2 separate regions of the Homo sapiens genome follow, and region 1 is linked to region 2. Evidence: read pairs that join two places in POLR2A ChIA-PET (ENCODE). Cell type or tissue: HepG2. All regions are shown on one strand. Links, peaks and the distances in the headings refer to the core of each region. The heading gives the core; the rest is flanking DNA.

Evidence for each region. Peaks named below come from ENCODE experiments on the same cell type or tissue, not always from the same donor. Only the 100,000 strongest peaks of a DNase experiment are listed, where the experiment ranks them.
Region 1: POLR2A ChIA-PET joins it to region 2 with 7 read pairs; 7 of 35 experiments call an interaction of 5 or more read pairs at or near these places.

What each region holds. Positions count from the first base shown.
Region 1 is chr3:50,584,900-50,592,928 of GRCh38, reverse strand. HEMK1 (HemK methyltransferase 1, mitochondrial release factors N(5)-glutamine) reads right to left here. Exons shown (of 11, transcript NM_016173.5): 11 at 1-8,029. Among named protein-coding and RNA genes, the nearest start is that of HEMK1, 19 kb to the right of the region's middle. RefSeq lists enhancers at 1,992-2,101, 2,122-2,211, 2,282-2,341, 2,352-2,471. In HepG2, for the core only: a CTCF peak has its summit at 1,863 (motif pointing left); DNase peaks (open chromatin) are centred at 1,878, 3,718 and 4,528; H3K4me3 peaks cover 521 bases.
Region 2 is chr3:50,333,089-50,341,117 of GRCh38, reverse strand. It overlaps RASSF1 (Ras association domain family member 1), which reads left to right and starts at 282. Exons shown (of 6, transcript NM_007182.5): 1 at 282-562; 2 at 3,107-3,213. The coding sequence starts at 313. It overlaps RASSF1-AS1 (RASSF1 antisense RNA 1), which reads right to left and starts at 3,607. Exons shown (of 1, transcript NR_109831.1): 1 at 2,818-3,607. It overlaps ZMYND10 (zinc finger MYND-type containing 10), which reads left to right. Exons shown (of 12, transcript NM_015896.4): 12 at 1-6. RefSeq lists enhancers at 1-353, 354-1,177, 2,744-2,833, 2,914-3,173, 3,001-3,572 and silencers at 23-542, 3,644-3,823, 3,894-4,203. In HepG2, for the core only: no CTCF peak of the experiment used is centred there; a DNase peak (open chromatin) is centred at 3,597; H3K4me3 peaks cover 2,478 bases; H3K27me3 peaks cover 247 bases.

The sequences.
Region 1 (8,029 bases), core at 1,671-6,670, 250 kb before region 2:
AGTTGATGGTGCTCAGGGTACAGAGGAGTAAATAAAAGCTGGAATAGCAAACTCCACGGGGCCAGCTTTGCCTCGGGCACAGTGCTCCAGGTCTCCTCCCACAGCCACAGCCAGCAGCCTCCTCTGCCCTTGGAGGGCGCACAGGACCTTGTTGGGCCTTCGGAGGAGAAGTAGGGTTGGGGGCAGGTGGTGACTCTGGCAGAGGCTCTGTTTCCTCTTCCAGCTCCAGGGCCCACCCCACTGTGACTGGCAGAGTCTGAAGGGCTGGGCTGGCCTGGGTGTGGCCCCAGCTACGAAGATCCTCCATCCAGAGTCTCAGGCTCTAGGGGTCAATTTTTGGCTTTTGTAGGGAAGTAAACAGGAGGTGGGAATGAGGGGACAGATGCTGGAGGGAGGCTGGCAACAGGGGAAAGTTCCAGAGGGTCAGAGAAAGTAGAAGCATTTGAGTAAAATTTGGAAGGCTGAATTTTATTCAAGGAATCAGGGAGGGAGGGTGGCAGGGAGAATGAGTTCCAGGTGCCCAGTACAGCTAAGCAAAGCACCGGTATTGGAAATCCTGGGGTTGGTTAGTGAAAGCTGGGAGGAGCCTGTGGTTAGTTCCCAGGCGGGTTTGCTGGGAGAATCACCAGCCTCCATTTCCCAGAGGTCAACGGAGTGTGGTTCTCAGGGGGTGCCAAGCTCCAAGCATGAAGCCAAAAAGGTCAGGGATGTGGATAAGGTCTGGTTCATTTCCCTCCCAGACCTGCCTCACCTTGCTGTGTGACACTGGGCAAGTCATGGGCCCTCTCTGAGCTTTGGCTCTCTTTTCTTTCTTTTTTTTTTTTTTCTGATGCGGAGTCTCACTCTGTCGTCCAGGCTGGAGTGCAGTGGTGCAATCTCCGCTCACGGCAAGCTCCGCCTCCCGGGTTCAGGCCATTCTCCTGCCTCAGCCTCCTGAGTAGCTGGGATTATAGGCACCCGCCACTACGCCCAGCTAATTTTTTTGTATTTTTAGTAGAGACAGGGTTTCACCGTGTTAGTCAGGATGGTCTCGATCTCCTGACCTCGTGATCCACCCGACTCAGCCTCCCAAAGTGCTAGGATTACAGGAGTGAGCCACCACGCCCAGCCCCATCTTTGGCCCTCTTTTCTATGACATGGGGCAGTGTTTGAGCTTACATGGGCTCTGCGCTCCCATGACTTGGAGGCAGTGGTTGGGCCTCTGAGGCAGAGTAACACCACACACACACAAACACACACACACACACACACACACACACACACACGTGCATGCATGCAACCCTGGCTTGGTTTCCAGAGCCTGGAGCTCCCCCATCCAAGGGAGGCCCTGCGTGGACACCTATGATTATGGACATGGACCCAGTTGGCCAGGTGCAGTGGCTCACGGGACCCGGTGCTCAAGGCCCACGCCCATGAACATACACGTACGTGTGGGTGCCTGTGCAAGGGTGTGTGAGTCTCTATGCTGTGTACATGTGATGTTGCTTGGCTTCCCCAGAGCCTAATGCCTCCCACGGCTCCCCACTGCTGACCAGAAAAATCGTAAGGACCCAGCTACTCATGAGGGGCCTGTCAGGAGGAGTCTATGTGCAAGTCCATGAGTTCTGCAAGGCCAGGGCCCCACCTGAACCATCCAACCTCCTGGGCCTGGCTTACAGTTGGTGCCTAATAAATGACTGTGCAGGAATGATGGGCCTGCAGGTAAGACAGGTGAGACAGGCCAGATGACAGCCTCAGTTACCCCTTCCCCAACTTTGGGAAGGTGGTCTCAGCCCTCAGCAATCCTAGGACCCCTCACGGAGGCTGTTGGCAGGAAAGGACTCGTCCCAGATGCTGTGTCCTCGCCTGACCTTGTATTCTGCCCCACCTAGTGGCCCTAAGGGAGGCTGAGGTACTGAGCTCTTGGCTGTGACTAAGCGGAAGGAAGACAGAAAGGAGGGGTGATACTGGGGCCCTAGGGTTTTGCTTCTCATTTCTCTCTTTCCAAAGCACAGTTAGTTCCCAGAAATGAAGGTACCCAGAAACAGTGAAACTCTGGGCTTTCAGGGGCACAGGGTCCCCCAGTCTTTCCACCCTTGGAGGCACCACCAAGGGCCTGGGTAAGTCCCTAGCCCATGTCTACTCATGGAGTACTTGGGGCAACCACACTGGAGCCTGGTGGGGCTCCCAAGGACCTTTCAGGAGCATGTGGCCCAGATTGATTTGCTGTGACAGATGCTGGGTGGGAGGTGCCGGGAGCCTCAGGCTATGGGGGCTGGAGCAGTTGGGGCAGACCTCCGGGAAGGGAATGGTCACGTGGGGCATCAAGTGCCCCAGATGCCCCACCCCACAGGAGTTCCTTTCGTCCATCCTTTCACTCTTCCTCTTTTTTTTTTTTGAAACAGTCTTGCTGTCGCCCACGCTAGAGGGTAGTGAGGTGATCTCAGCTCACTGCAACCTCCGCCTTCCGGGTTCAAGCGATTCTCCTGCCTCAGCCTCCCGAGTAGCTGGAATTACAGGCATGAGCCACCATGCCCAGCTAATTTTTGTATTTTTAGTAGAGACAGGGTTTCACCATGTTGGCCAGGCTGGTCTTGAACTCCTGAGCTCGGGTGATCTGCCTGCTTCAGCCTCCCAAAGTGCTGGGATTACAAGTGTGAGCCACCCTGCACGGCCCCTTTCTTTCTGGCTTCCTCCTCCCTTCTTCCTTTTCTTTCATTTTTAAAACATTTTTTTAAAATTATTATTTTTAAATTTTTTTTTTTGAGATGGAGTCTAGCTCTGTCGCCCAGGCTGGAGTGCAGTGGCATGATCTTGGCTCACTGCAATCTCTGCCTCCCGGGTTCAAGCAATTCTCCTGCTTCAGCCTCCCGAGTAGCTGGGATTACAGGTGTCCACCACCACACCCAGCTAATTTTTGTATTTTTAGTAGACGGGGTTTCACTGTGTTGGCCAGGCTGGTCTTGAACTCCTAACCTTGTGATCCTTGGCCTCCCAAAGTGCTGGGATTACAAACGTGAGCTACTGCGCCTGGCCTATTATTATTATTTTTGAGACAGAGTTTTGCTCTTGTTGCCTGGGTGGGAGTACAATGGCGTGATCTTGGCTCACTGCAACATCTGCCTCTCGGTTTCAAGCGATTCTCCTGCCTCAGCCTCTCAAGTAGCTGGGATTACAGGCGTGAGCCACCACACCCGGCTAATTTTTGTATTTTTAGTACAGACGGATTTTCACCATGTTGGCCAAGCTGGCCTCGAACTCCTGACCTCAGGTGATCTGCCTGCCTCAGCCTCCCAGAGTGCTGGGATTACAGGCGTGAGCCACCGCGCCCGGCCTAAAATTATTTTTTTAGAGACAGGGTCTGACTCTGATGTCCAGGCTGGAGTGCAGTGGCGCTATTATAGCTCACTGCTGTCTTAAACTCTTGTGCTCAAGTAATCCTCCTGCCTCAGCCTCCCGAGTAGGTGGGACCACAGGCATGTGCCACCATGCCCAGCTCATATTTTTAATTATTGAAAAAAAAAAAACCCAATTTTAAAAACCACACACAGACTCAAATGGGCACAGCACCAAATTATGACACATTAGAATCCTTCCTATGTGCTCAGAGAACAGGGTTTGTGCTGAGCTTGAGATAAGGCTTCTCTTGCTGTCCCTGTCAATCAAAGAGACTGCAAGGTGGGCTTCAGACACAGTGCTAGCATTTGTAAACAATTATCTGTGAGAATCAGCGGTCACTTTGTCCTGTGCTACCAAAATCAAACACTGAAAGAAAATGGACATTGAGACCAACATAAGACTACAACTACCATCCCAGCCCCCAGTTCAAACATTTGTGTTCATTGCTCTTCGCCCTGATGGACTGTATGCTAAGAAAGAATTTGCACTTGCAAAATACATTTTTGCTAACTAGATGCTCATTTTATCTTTTTAAAAATATGTATTTCAGTTGCACATGAAATGTACTTTGAAAGAATGAGCTCCAAAGTTCTGGGGGGCTGAGACAGGCGGGCTGAGTGAAATGATGAAGAAACAGTGGCTTTCAGTGCGGGCCAAGAGAGTAGTGAGCAATGGTCAGTTATTGAGCTGTGGAGTGCCTTCAACAAGGGTTTTTAGACACATCCATCTGGTGCCTCATCCCAGAACCTCACAGGCCTAGGGACCTGAAATGCTCCCCATGACAAGGCAAACTTCATATCCTCACATGCTGAGACAGACTCAACTTTCAGTCTGGAACTGGGCTGGGTGTCTGTCAGTCCACGCCACCCATATCCGGAGTACATCAGAGTCTGGGTTCAGTGGCAGCCACTTTCGCTGCCCTCTCCTGCCCCACACCTAGCGCTCTGCCTGGCCCCTTTGCTGTGGGCGTGAAAATCTGGCACCCGGGCCGACAGGGAGAGAGCTCAGTCTGCGTCTGCTGCTTTCTGTTTGATTCATCACTTTCCCCTTCACCCTGGAGCCCACGTTGGCTGTGGGGCACCTAACTGGCTCCTGAGGCCCCTCTGGGGGGTTGAGGCCCTGGGCTGCATTTGGCCTCGGCAGCCTGCTCACGCCTCTCCTGACTGGGATGTCAGAGGACTAGGTTCAAACTCCAGCATGGCCAGCTGCTGGCTGTGTGACCTTGGGCATGTTAAGCCTCAGTCCCTTCATCCATACAGTGGGCCAAGGAAGGGATCCCTGATGTGCCAACAGATGGATTTATGACCACGTGTGTGCAGCACCTGGCACTAGTTTACACACTGCAGATGCCCGGTACTGTTGTCGCCAGCACTCAGGTCTAGGAGAGTGGTCTTCACAACTCTACCTCAAGGGTTGCCTTTGGACTGTGTCCCCACATGGTCACATTTGCATCTCCAGACGCCCCAATGCTGCTTCTCGGATATTCTGAAGGCATCCTACACTGTCAAGCTCCCCGACTGTTCCCCCCAGCACCCCAGTCTCCAACTCAGGGTGGCCCCATTTCCCCCAGGTCCCAATCAGATCCCTGGGCCCACTGTGGTCCTGGCCATCTCACATCCAAACCCTCAGCAATGGTTGTGAGTCAGTTCTGTTCCAGAATATCTGATGCCACTGCTACAGACCCCAGCCACCTCCAGACCCTGGACAAGTTGCAGCCTCCTGCCCCAGCCCCTTTTTCCTGGCAGCCAGAAAGAGCAGCCTCAATGCTTCTCTAACCCTGTAACTCAGCTCAAAAAGCTCTTTAGGCCCCTGGTCCCCAGAAATGCATTCAGAGCTCAGCCAAGGGGACCTCTCGGCACCACCTCACCCCTACATATCCCTACCCGCATGTCTGCAGAACTCCAGGCTTTTGTCCAGACTGTCCCTACTGCCTGGTATATTCCTGTCCTATCCGCCCCTCCTCAAGCCTGGTGTGATGACTAAGGCCTCCAGCTCCAGGTCACTCAGCCTATGCCAGAATCACAGCTCAGCCAGCCTATGAGCAAGTTTCTTAGCCCCAGTTTGTTTCTTCGTCAGTATAACGAGAGGGTTCACAGCCTCCATCTCTGAGGATGTCATGAAGGTTGAGTAAGATAATCCTGGAAGTACTTGGCGCAGGATGCACCATATTCTATAGGACCCTCCACTTGGTATCATCTCCCTGGTGCCTGACACAAAGTAGGTCTTGAGAGACTGAGGCCCTGGCCCTATACCTCAGGAGATGCACCCAGGAGCAGCTGCAGGTCTTCTAGAAAGCCCTCTAGGGACAGCCCTGGAAACCCTTGCTCCTGCTCCAAGGGTCCACAAGCCCAGGTAACTTCTGCGCTAAGCTCTGCAGGGGACAGCCCAGGACCTAGTTATGCTGGCCTCAGCGTCTCTGATAGTCAAATGGACACCAATGGCAGCCTCATCCTCCCTTCCTGTCCAGCTATGCAACCTGACCTGCAACTGCACCCTGCTGAGCCTTGGTGTCCTCAACTTTGTAATGTGGGGACAACTAAAAACCCCATGTGCCAGCCCTGGCAACATAGCAAGACCCCGTTTCTAAAAAAAAAAAAAAATTAAAAATTAGCCAGGCAGGGTTGTTCACACCTGTAGTCCTAGTTTGCTTTGCTTGGTCACGTAGCTCAGCCTCACACTGACTTCCAGGAACAGCAGAGGGACTTGGACGCCTCTCCAGGCAGGCAGGCCTGTTCCTGGAAAGCCAGGTGGGGTGGGGGGTCTTCAGGTGGCAAAGGAAGGACTGGCAGCTGTGAGCCAGAGAAGAGACCTGGCTCGTGCCCCAGCCCTGCTCCTGTCCTGCTAAGCCTCAGTTTCCTCATCTGTACCACAGGGATCTCTGTGAGCGCTTCAGGCACCAACAATCTGCTCCCTGGGCTCAGTAGGGGATATCTGATCCCACCATTTCCCCAGCCACATGCCCCAGAAGAGGGCCGCAGACCTAGTACAAGAGGGAGCAATAAGGTGACATCCTCTGCTCTGAGAGGTAGAGTGTTTGGGGAAGACCCCAGCCCCTGGGAAGGGGGCCACTTAGCCAGGCCTGCCTGCCACGGGGCATGGCTACTCTAAGCTGTCTCACCCTCCCCCTTTAGGCATAGCTGGGGCAGGTGGAGGTCAGCCCAGTTCAGGGCTTTCCATGAAGCTGAGGTAGGCTTCCCTGCCTTTCCCACTTTGTGAGCTGTAAAATTAGCCTTTCCTGACCATTTTCCTGCAGGACTGCTGTATGTGTGAGAGGTAGTCTTTGGAAGAAAAGGGGCCTCTAGAATTTGAAGCTTCTGATTTCTGGTTATGAGGCCAAAGATCCCAAAGGTCCTTCCAGACACCTCAGGAGGGCCCTGGGGGGCAGAGGCTGGGGGCTGTACAGCCAATTACCTCAGAGGGGAAGGCACCCACTCATTCCGCAAGCGGGGGAAATCCTGCTCTCCTCCCACAGCTACCAGAGCTTCAGATGGGACTCAGATCTGTCTGCACACCCAGGGCTACAGTTGGCCTAATGTGACTCTTACCTGCCCATAAACCTGGCCCAGAGGGCTTTATGGGCCAGAATCCCTGGGTTTAGTAGCTACATGGACAGCCATATGAGCACCACCTAATTGACTTAATTAACTAACCCCAGGCCTTTGGAAGCAATAGGAGATGAGAGCATCATACTGGGAGTCAGGAGTCAAGTGCTGTGTTACTTCAAGTAAGCCCCATCCCTCTCTGGGAAAAAAGATCAGGGATTGAATATAAGTCTTGCCATGATCCACCCCTTCCAGTATAAACAGGCCCTCCTGGCTTCATCCAAAGCGTATCCAGGTGATTTGGGGCCAAGCTGACCCTTGAACCCAGGTGTCCATGCTCTCTGTCCCCCAGCTTCTCAGCTCTGAAACCCAGCATGAGGCCCATGTCTGGCCTCCCAGTAGCTCTCCATGTGGCTCCTGGGTTAGGACTGGCTTCAGGAGCCCCAAGCCTTGGCTGGGTGGGATGGTGTCTCCAGAGTCCTTTAGTACCCCTGGAAAGGGAGGTCCTAGTCCCAGCTTGGACAGGGACAGGGCTGAGGGCACCAGTTGGCCAATTCAGTTTTAGGAACCAGGAGGTTGAGAACCCCAGGGATAGCCCCACTCCACCATAGGAACAGAATGGTGACACAGCTCTGCTCAGGCCTATGGCTTACATGGAGGGGCCAGGCCCATTAGCTCAAAGTCAGGGGCTGCTGTGCTCATTTCACAGATGCAGTACCTGCAACCCAGAGAGTACAGGGCCCCTGCTCATCCTCACACACCCAAGGGGTCCTGGGCCAGTCACATAACTCCACAGGAGAGCAGGAACAGGCTTGGTCCCAGTCTCTGAGGTCCTCTCTGGACCCAGTCTCTGGAGATGGGCCATGGAGGCCAGCCTTGCACTTTCTCCCCACATCCCAGTCCCATTCCTCACCCACTCCCTTCTGGGACCCATGCTGGTCAGTCTTTCAGTCTTCTCACTCTGGGAAAGGGCCACCTCTCTCCAAATATGAGTAAAAAAAGGGGGGGCCTGGGCAGTTTAGGTCTGAAGGTTGAGGAAGAGTTCCCCTGGCCACATCACCTATCAGAAGAGAGGTGGTTAAGGCAATTTATCATGACTCTCAAAATTC
Region 2 (8,029 bases), core at 1,206-6,205:
CAGAAACACGGGTATCTCCGCGTGGTGCTTTGCGGTCGCCGTCGTTGTGGCCGTCCGGGGTGGGGTGTGAGGAGGGGACGAAGGAGGGAAGGAAGGGCAAGGCGGGGGGGGCTCTGCGAGAGCGCGCCCAGCCCCGCCTTCGGGCCCCACAGTCCCTGCACCCAGGTTTCCATTGCGCGGCTCTCCTCAGCTCCTTCCCGCCGCCCAGTCTGGATCCTGGGGGAGGCGCTGAAGTCGGGGCCCGCCCTGTGGCCCCGCCCGGCCCGCGCTTGCTAGCGCCCAAAGCCAGCGAAGCACGGGCCCAACCGGGCCATGTCGGGGGAGCCTGAGCTCATTGAGCTGCGGGAGCTGGCACCCGCTGGGCGCGCTGGGAAGGGCCGCACCCGGCTGGAGCGTGCCAACGCGCTGCGCATCGCGCGGGGCACCGCGTGCAACCCCACACGGCAGCTGGTCCCTGGCCGTGGCCACCGCTTCCAGCCCGCGGGGCCCGCCACGCACACGTGGTGCGACCTCTGTGGCGACTTCATCTGGGGCGTCGTGCGCAAAGGCCTGCAGTGCGCGCGTGAGTAGTGGCCCCGCGCGCCTACGAGAGCGGAAGGGGCAGCCAAGGGGCAGCGCAGTCGCCGCGGGTCAAGTCGCGGCAGAGGGGGTCGGCGGGGACAGCTCCCGAGGACTAGGTCCGTTACTTTCGCCCCATCGCTGAAGAGTGCGCGAAAATGGTTTATCCCTTGTCGCACTCCACTCGTATCTGGGCCACAGATGAGCAGAGGTGGCTGCTTATATGTAAAAATACGCTGATTTTAAGTTTCTTATCTTTAAAATGCCTTGGCCCTTCTTGAGAAAGGGTTTGTGCCTACTGTCCTCGGAGTCCATCTTCCCAGGCTTGCCTCTTCTCAAACACTCATGACCCCCTCCAGAACCTTTAGGGTGAAGGGAAATTACCACCTATGGGAGGGAGCCTGGAAAAATTTAGAACCTTTGGTGGGCCCCCTGCAAGCAGGAGTTTTGTTGAGTCTTTATTTAGCAAACACCCTTTTCTGACCCAGTGAATCAGATGCTAAAATATGCACGCAGCCACACACCCAGCAGTCCTTCTGCACCCCTGGGAATCGCCAGCAAGCAAAGGTTGCTCTCCCCTGGGTAGACACCAGCTGGAATCACCAGGGGTGCTTTTACAGTCCTCCCCGCTAGCCTGGATCCCACCGCAGACCTGTTGAATCAACTGCTGGGAGTGGACCCTAGGCATCAGTAAATTTTAAAAACTCCCCAAATTATTGTAACATGGAGTCTGGGTTGAGCATCACTGCTCTGGCCTATTTAGGAACTTGTGGATGGATAGTGTCCCAGGTCTGTGTGTGCATGGAGACCCTCTCATCCGGTACAAGAGGACATCACAAATTCAGCTGGGGGGAGCACAAAGTTGTGACAGAATGCAAAGAATGAACAAGGGGCCGAGCGCGGTGGCTCATGCCTGTAATCCCAGCACTTCGGAAGGCGGAGGCGGGTGGATCACCTGAGGTCAGGAGTTCAAGACCAGCCTGGCCAACATGGTGAAACCTCATGTCTACTAAAAAATAAAAAAAAATGAGCCAGGCGTAGTGGCGGGTGCCTGTAATCCCAGCTACTCGGGAGGCTGAGGTGGGAGAATTGCTTGAACACAGGAGGCGGAGGTTGCAGTGAGCCGAGATCGTGCCACTGCCCTCCAGCCTTGGCGACAGAGTGAGACTCTGTCTCAAAAAAAAAAAAAAAAAAAAAAAGAACAAGGCTGGGACATTGCAGCGTTCTCAAAGAGAAATAAAGTAGCCATGGAGATAAGAAGCAGGATGATTTGGGCATGTTTATCAGAGGTAGAGACAAGGGAGAAATCAAAGATAAGTTTGGGCTTTTGTCTCCAGTAACTGGGAGCCTAGTGGCCATTTTTGCTGCAAAGAGGAAGCTGGGCAAGTGTAGCAGTGAGGCTGAAGAAAAGGGAATTAAATTTTGGCCATGTTCACTTGAAACGTCTTTTAGACATCCTAGTGAAGGTACTGGCACGGAGGATCTAGTCTGAGGGTTTAGGTCAGTGTTTCAGCCGTGGATCTGGGGCAGATGAATGTAGACAGACCAGGCCAGTGATCAGGACTGAGCCCAGACTTCATCGTGAGATATGGAAGTTGAGTCAGAATCTGCAAAGGAGCTGAGCAGGAGCTGCAGGGGGTAGGAGGAAAACTGGGAGAGTGTAGCCCCTGGGAGTCAAAGGGAGCAAGCTTCAAATGATGCTGAGGGGGTGAGAATGGAGAATGGAACACTGGATTCCATTTGGTAGTACACAGATCGCTGAGGACCCTGTCCCGGGCAGTTTCCTGGAGGAAGAGGCAAGCCTGGCTGGAGTGGGTAGAGGGGAGAGTGAAGGCGAAGGATTAGAGTGTATAGAGACCAGTGTCTTGGTCTGAGGGGAGTAGAGACAGGTGACAACCACAGGGCAGACGTAGGTTAAAGGTGTTTAGTTTTTCCTTCAAGTAAATGGGCAGATGTATTCCATATACGTTCCCAGTGAAGGGCCGGGTGCGGTGGCTCAAGCCTGTAGTCCCAGCACTTTGGAAGGCCGAGGCGGGTGGATCACCTGAGATCAGGAGTTTGAGACCAGCCTGGCTAACATGGTGAAACCCCGTCTCTACTAAAAATACAAAAATTAGCTGGGCATGGTGGCGGGCGCCTGTAATCCTAGGTACTCAGGAGGCTGAGGCAGAAGAATCGCTTGAACCCAGGAGGCGGAGGTTGCGGTGAGCCGAAATCGCGCCATTGCACTCCAGCCTGGGTGACAAAAGCAAGACGCAGTTTTTTGTTGTTGTTTTTTTAATTGCCAATGAGGAAAGGGGAAGTTCTGTGCTAGGCGATAGAGATCCAACTGTTGAGCAGGCCTCTCTGCCTGTGGCCTTCCGGCCGGTTTCCAGACGCCCAGGTGGCCAACATTAGAGTCCGCGTAGCAGTGTGAGGTAACCCACTGAGATAGGTCGGGCCTGCGGAGCCTGGCGAGCAGCGGCCCTCTCCCTGGGGCTTCCCTTCAATCTCCGGGACATTTCCCCGACCTGGAGCTCCTCCGCCTCACCGCCAGGCCTCTCTGCAGATTGCAAGTTCACCTGCCACTACCGCTGCCGCGCGCTCGTCTGCCTGGACTGTTGCGGGCCCCGGGACCTGGGCTGGGAACCCGCGGTGGAGCGGGACACGAACGTGGTGAGCGCGGGGCCGAGGGCGTATGGGAAGGGCGAGGATGGGCAGGCCACAGTGCAGGCATTCTCGAGGGCTGCCTGGGTGCCGCGCGCAAGGAGCGTTCTAATTGCCGATTTCCCGGCGGCACAGAGAGGCTAATTCTGCGCGGGGGCTGGGAGGGGAGCCTGGATTGCCGGCTCCGCAAGTACTCCACCCGCTGCAAGCGGACCCGGGCCCAGGCTGACCCAGGCTCCGCGCACGCGCACTTCCCGCACCTTCCCGCCCTCGCCTCCGGCCAGAGGCCACTCTTGTGCGCTTGCCCGGACGCTGGCACCCGCCCCCGTTCCCTGTGGTAGGTGGGGTCTGTGAGTGGAGCTCCGGAGCGATGAGGTCATTCCTGGGGGCGAAGCGTGCGTGTCCCCGCCCCGGCGTTCCTGCCCCAATGAGACAAGAGCTAGATCCCGGCGATCTACGTTTCAGTCTTAACGGTTGCGGCGCGGCTCTGGCCCGGGCGCACGCGCACACTGACACGCGTACACGCACGCACGCGACCGGGGCGGTGGTTGGCGGCTACGGACGCGCAGGACTGGGGGACGGGCGGGTACGGCTATGGGCGAGGCGGAGGCGCCTTCTTTCGAAATGACCTGGAGCAGCACGACGAGCAGTGGCTACTGCAGCCAAGAGGACTCGGACTCGGAGCTCGAGCAGTACTTCACCGCGCGAACCTCGCTAGCTCGCAGGCCGCGCCGGGACCAGGTGGGAGCCAGGGGGTGCCGGCGGGCGGGAGGGGAAGCGGTCGCTGGAGCTCCGCCCTCCCCGGTCCGTTGCCGCGTCCTGGGTCGGTGGGCAGCCCCACCCTCCTGGCTACGTGGCTCCCCGCGGGTCCTGGCCGGGGACCTGCCCGCGGAACCGTGCGTAAGACCCCGATTCCACCGCCTAGATGCTGGGTGCCGGGGCCCCCTTGGTTTCTGTCACAGACAGGTTGAACACGGAAAAAGCAGCTGTATGGCTTGTGGTAGACCTGAGCCGGGCATTATCCAGCTATGACTAAAGCCGACCGAGCAGTTTGGACTAGCACCTCGATTTCCGCGTTCGAATGCTCCTGCTCCCTCCTTGGGGAGACTAGGGGAGGATGTGGAGAGGGAAGAGTCCTCGCCAGGAATTGAGAAGTATGTTTAGGAAAACTTGAGAGGCAGAGAGAGATCCTGCTCCTCCATCTGCACTCCTGTATGGAGCCAGCTGAGCCCTCACCTCTTCCCTGTTCTGGCCTGTCACCAGCTGCTGGAATGTGGAAGATTCTGTTCCCTTCCTCTAGGGTGGATCTGGAGAAAGATTTGGGAATAGATAGGAAAGAAGTCTTGTTTTGGACCATAAGCATTCAGGAGCACTTTACCCACAGGAAGGGGGAAAGCTAGATTATAAAATGCCTAAAGAGGTGGAAAAAGAGATCCAGGTTACTAACCCAGGACTGTAAGGTGTCTCGGAACCTCCTAGGTATCCCCATTATCGGAGAACTGTGTGCCAGATGCCATTGGTGTGACCACCAGGCTCAGAGAACCAGGCCTAGGCACCAGGAAAAAGAAACAGGGACTGTGAAGCTCAGTATGCCTGGCAGAAATGGGGCGGAAATCCTTATTTAAGTAAAGAAAGTGGAGTTGTGAGTGATGCTTCAGATAAAATTTTACAAAATTCCTTACAAAATGGGTGGTGCTCAGCACGCCAAAATCTTAGCCCAGAGCTTGGGTGCAAGGGTTGAGTTGAGTGTAGACCCCTGGGCTTGTCTTCATGTCAGTCAGTCCTGAGCCATTTTCCACTGTGGAAAGGTGGGAAAACCACAAGACACTAACCAATTGAAAAGGAGGGCTAGCCACGGAGGTGCACACCTGTAATCCCAGCTACTTGGGAGGGTGAGGCAGAAGGATCACTTGAACCTGGGAGGCAGAGGTTGCAGTGAGCCAAGATCGTGCCACTGCACTCCAGCCTGAGTGACAGAGTGAGACTCTGTCTCAAAAATAGAAAAGGAAGCCAAGTACGGTGGCTCACACCTCTAATGCCAATGCTTTGGGAGGCCAAGGCAGGTGGATCATTTGCAATCAGGAATTCGAGGTCAGCCTGGCCAACATGGTGAAACCCTATCTCTACTAAACATACAAAAATTAGCCGGGCATGGTGGTGTGTGACTGTAGTCCCAGCTACTTGGGAGACTGAATCACTTCAACCGGGAGGCAAAGGTTGCAGTGAGCCAAGATCGTGCCACTGCACTCCAACCTGGGTGACAGGGTGAGGCTCTGTCTCAAAAAAAAGAAAGAAGGCTGGGCTTGGTGACTCATGCCTGTAATCTCAGCATTTTGGGAGGCCAAGGCAGGCAGATCACTTGAGGCCAAGAGTTCGAGACCTGCCAGGCCAACATAGCAAAACCCCGTCTGTACTGAAAATACAAAAAAATTATCTGGCCATGGTGGTGTGTGCCTGTAATCCCAGCTACTGGGGAGGCTGAGGCAGGAGTATCACTTGAACCCAGAAGACAGAGGTTGCAGTGAGTCGAGACTGGGCCACTGCATTCCAGCCTGGATGAGAGAGCAAGACTCTGTCTCAAAAAAAAAAAAAAAAAAAAAGAAAGAATAGGAGGCTGAGAAGTCCCAAGTTATATGTTAAAAAAAAAGAAAAAAACATCAGTTTTAGGCCAGGTGCAGTGGCTCACACCTTTAATCCCAGCACTTTGGAAAGCCGAGGTGGGTGGATCATGAGGTCAGGAGTTCAAGACCAGCCTGGCCAAAATGGTGAAACCCCGTCTCGACTAAAAATACAAAAAATTAGCCAGTTGTGGTGGCAGGCACCTGTAATCCCAGCTACTTGGGAGGCTGAAGCAGAGAATTGCTTGAACCCAGGAGGCAGAGATTGCAATGAGCCAAGATCGCACCACTGCACTCCAGCCTGGAAAACAGAGCGAGACTCTGTCTCAAAAAAAAAACCATCAGTTTTTATGGACAGTGGTAGAGTGGAGGGTGGGTCCCTATGGTGCAGAAGGGAAATTCCATGGTCCTGCTGTGCATCCGACTGGGATGGCTGTTGAAATCCTCTTCCAGCAGGCAGCTTTGGAAACAGAAAAAGAAACTCTTCCTCCTTTAGAATCCTGGAAGGGCTGTGCAGTGCCTCTAATCCAAGTCTGTTTTCTGAGTGAAGATAGGGAGGTTCATCACCAGAAGGGAAGGGGCTGGAAATGAGGTCACTGCATCCCAGCCCAGGGCTCCTGGGTCATCCAGGAAGGGAAGAAGGAGCAAGCTTTCTCATTGTTAGGTAGGAGCTCAGAGCCATCACAAGAACAAGTTAGCACCATCCCTGTGCCCTCCCTGTTCTGCAAACAAAATGATCTTCCTTCTTGCCCTGGCACTAGAGTCTGTCTGGCATTTCTCCTGCCCCTAGTACTCCTCCCATCTGGGTACTTCTTCCCGTTGGTGTACTGAACAAACACATCCACTGCTTTATTCACAGCCTCCAGCCCTCATTTTCCAGGGCCCACACCATTTGTTTTTACTAACCCGACAAGGTTGCCCACTGTCCCCAGTAAGGTTTGTACTGGGGTTTTTACTCCAGTGCTCTTCTCCATCCAGGAGACCTTTGGATACTTGGGGAAGAAAATGAGCTTAAATTCCCACCCCTCCCCCTTTACCTTTTTCCTGTAAGGCCCTGGCCTTAGTTCTTAGCCCCACATCCTTGCTGGCTGCAGAATAGCAGCGGGTTCTGGGTAAGGAGCATTCTGCTAAAACGCTCCACCCTGCTCCCTCATCTGTCCTCTCCATTTGTCCCCATCAGATGGTTTAAGTGCTTAAGGGGACTCCAGGGCGGAGTCAGGGAGAACCCTGGCTCTCCTGGGCTAGGCACAAGATCATTCTACAGGAAACCTTGTGGGAATTCTTCTGGGACAAAGTATTGGTCAGCGCTGAGCTTAGCTGTGTCTGTGACACTCGCATTCTAACTAGGGCCTATCTGACGTCAACAGGAAGTAAGGCTGATGCAGTGGGGCCAAGGGAGTCTGGGAGAAGAAAGTCGGTTCAGAGCCCTGGCTGCCCTGTCCCACACTCCACCCTTCCGGCAAGAATCCAGTCCCTAGATGAGGTGGGGAGTGAGTGGTCGAGTTAAAAATCTCTGGGTCGGGTACGATGGTTCACGCCTGTAATCCCAGCACTTTGGGAGGTGAAGGCAGGCGGATCACTTGAGGTCAGGAGTTCAAGACCAACCTGGCCAATGTGGTGAAATCCCATCTCTACTAAAAATACAAAAATTAGCCGGGTGTTGTTGTGGCACGCGCCTGTAGTCCCAGCTACTCGGGAGTCTGAGGCAGGAGAATCGCTTGAACCCAGGAGGCAGAACTTGCAGTGAGCCAAGATCCAGCCACTGCACTACAGCCTGGGCGACAGAGTGAGGCTTCGTCTCAAAAAAAAAAAAAATCTTTGGGCCAAATCTCCAGACAGCACAGGCAGGTGCAGAAACCCACCAGGAAGCTGCCTGTGTACCTCTGGCAGATTGGAGCCTGGCCTAAAGCTGCCTTTTATGCAGCTTGGGTCAAGGTTAAACATCATGTCACAGTGATTTTTCTCACTATGTGTGAGACATGGAGAACTGGCTCCAAGTACTACTCTGTCCACTGGTGGCTGGACTACTGATGTGCACCACTCTCCACTCCTCTCACCCTGCAGTGGGTCATGGCCCCGTGCCGGGGCAGAGGAGAAAAATGGGCTGCCTTCTCCAGGACAAACCCTCACTCCAACTCAACTAGGGTGCTGTGATCAGAATGTGCAATTGAGGTGTGATTTTACTGATTTTTTTTTTTTTTGAGACC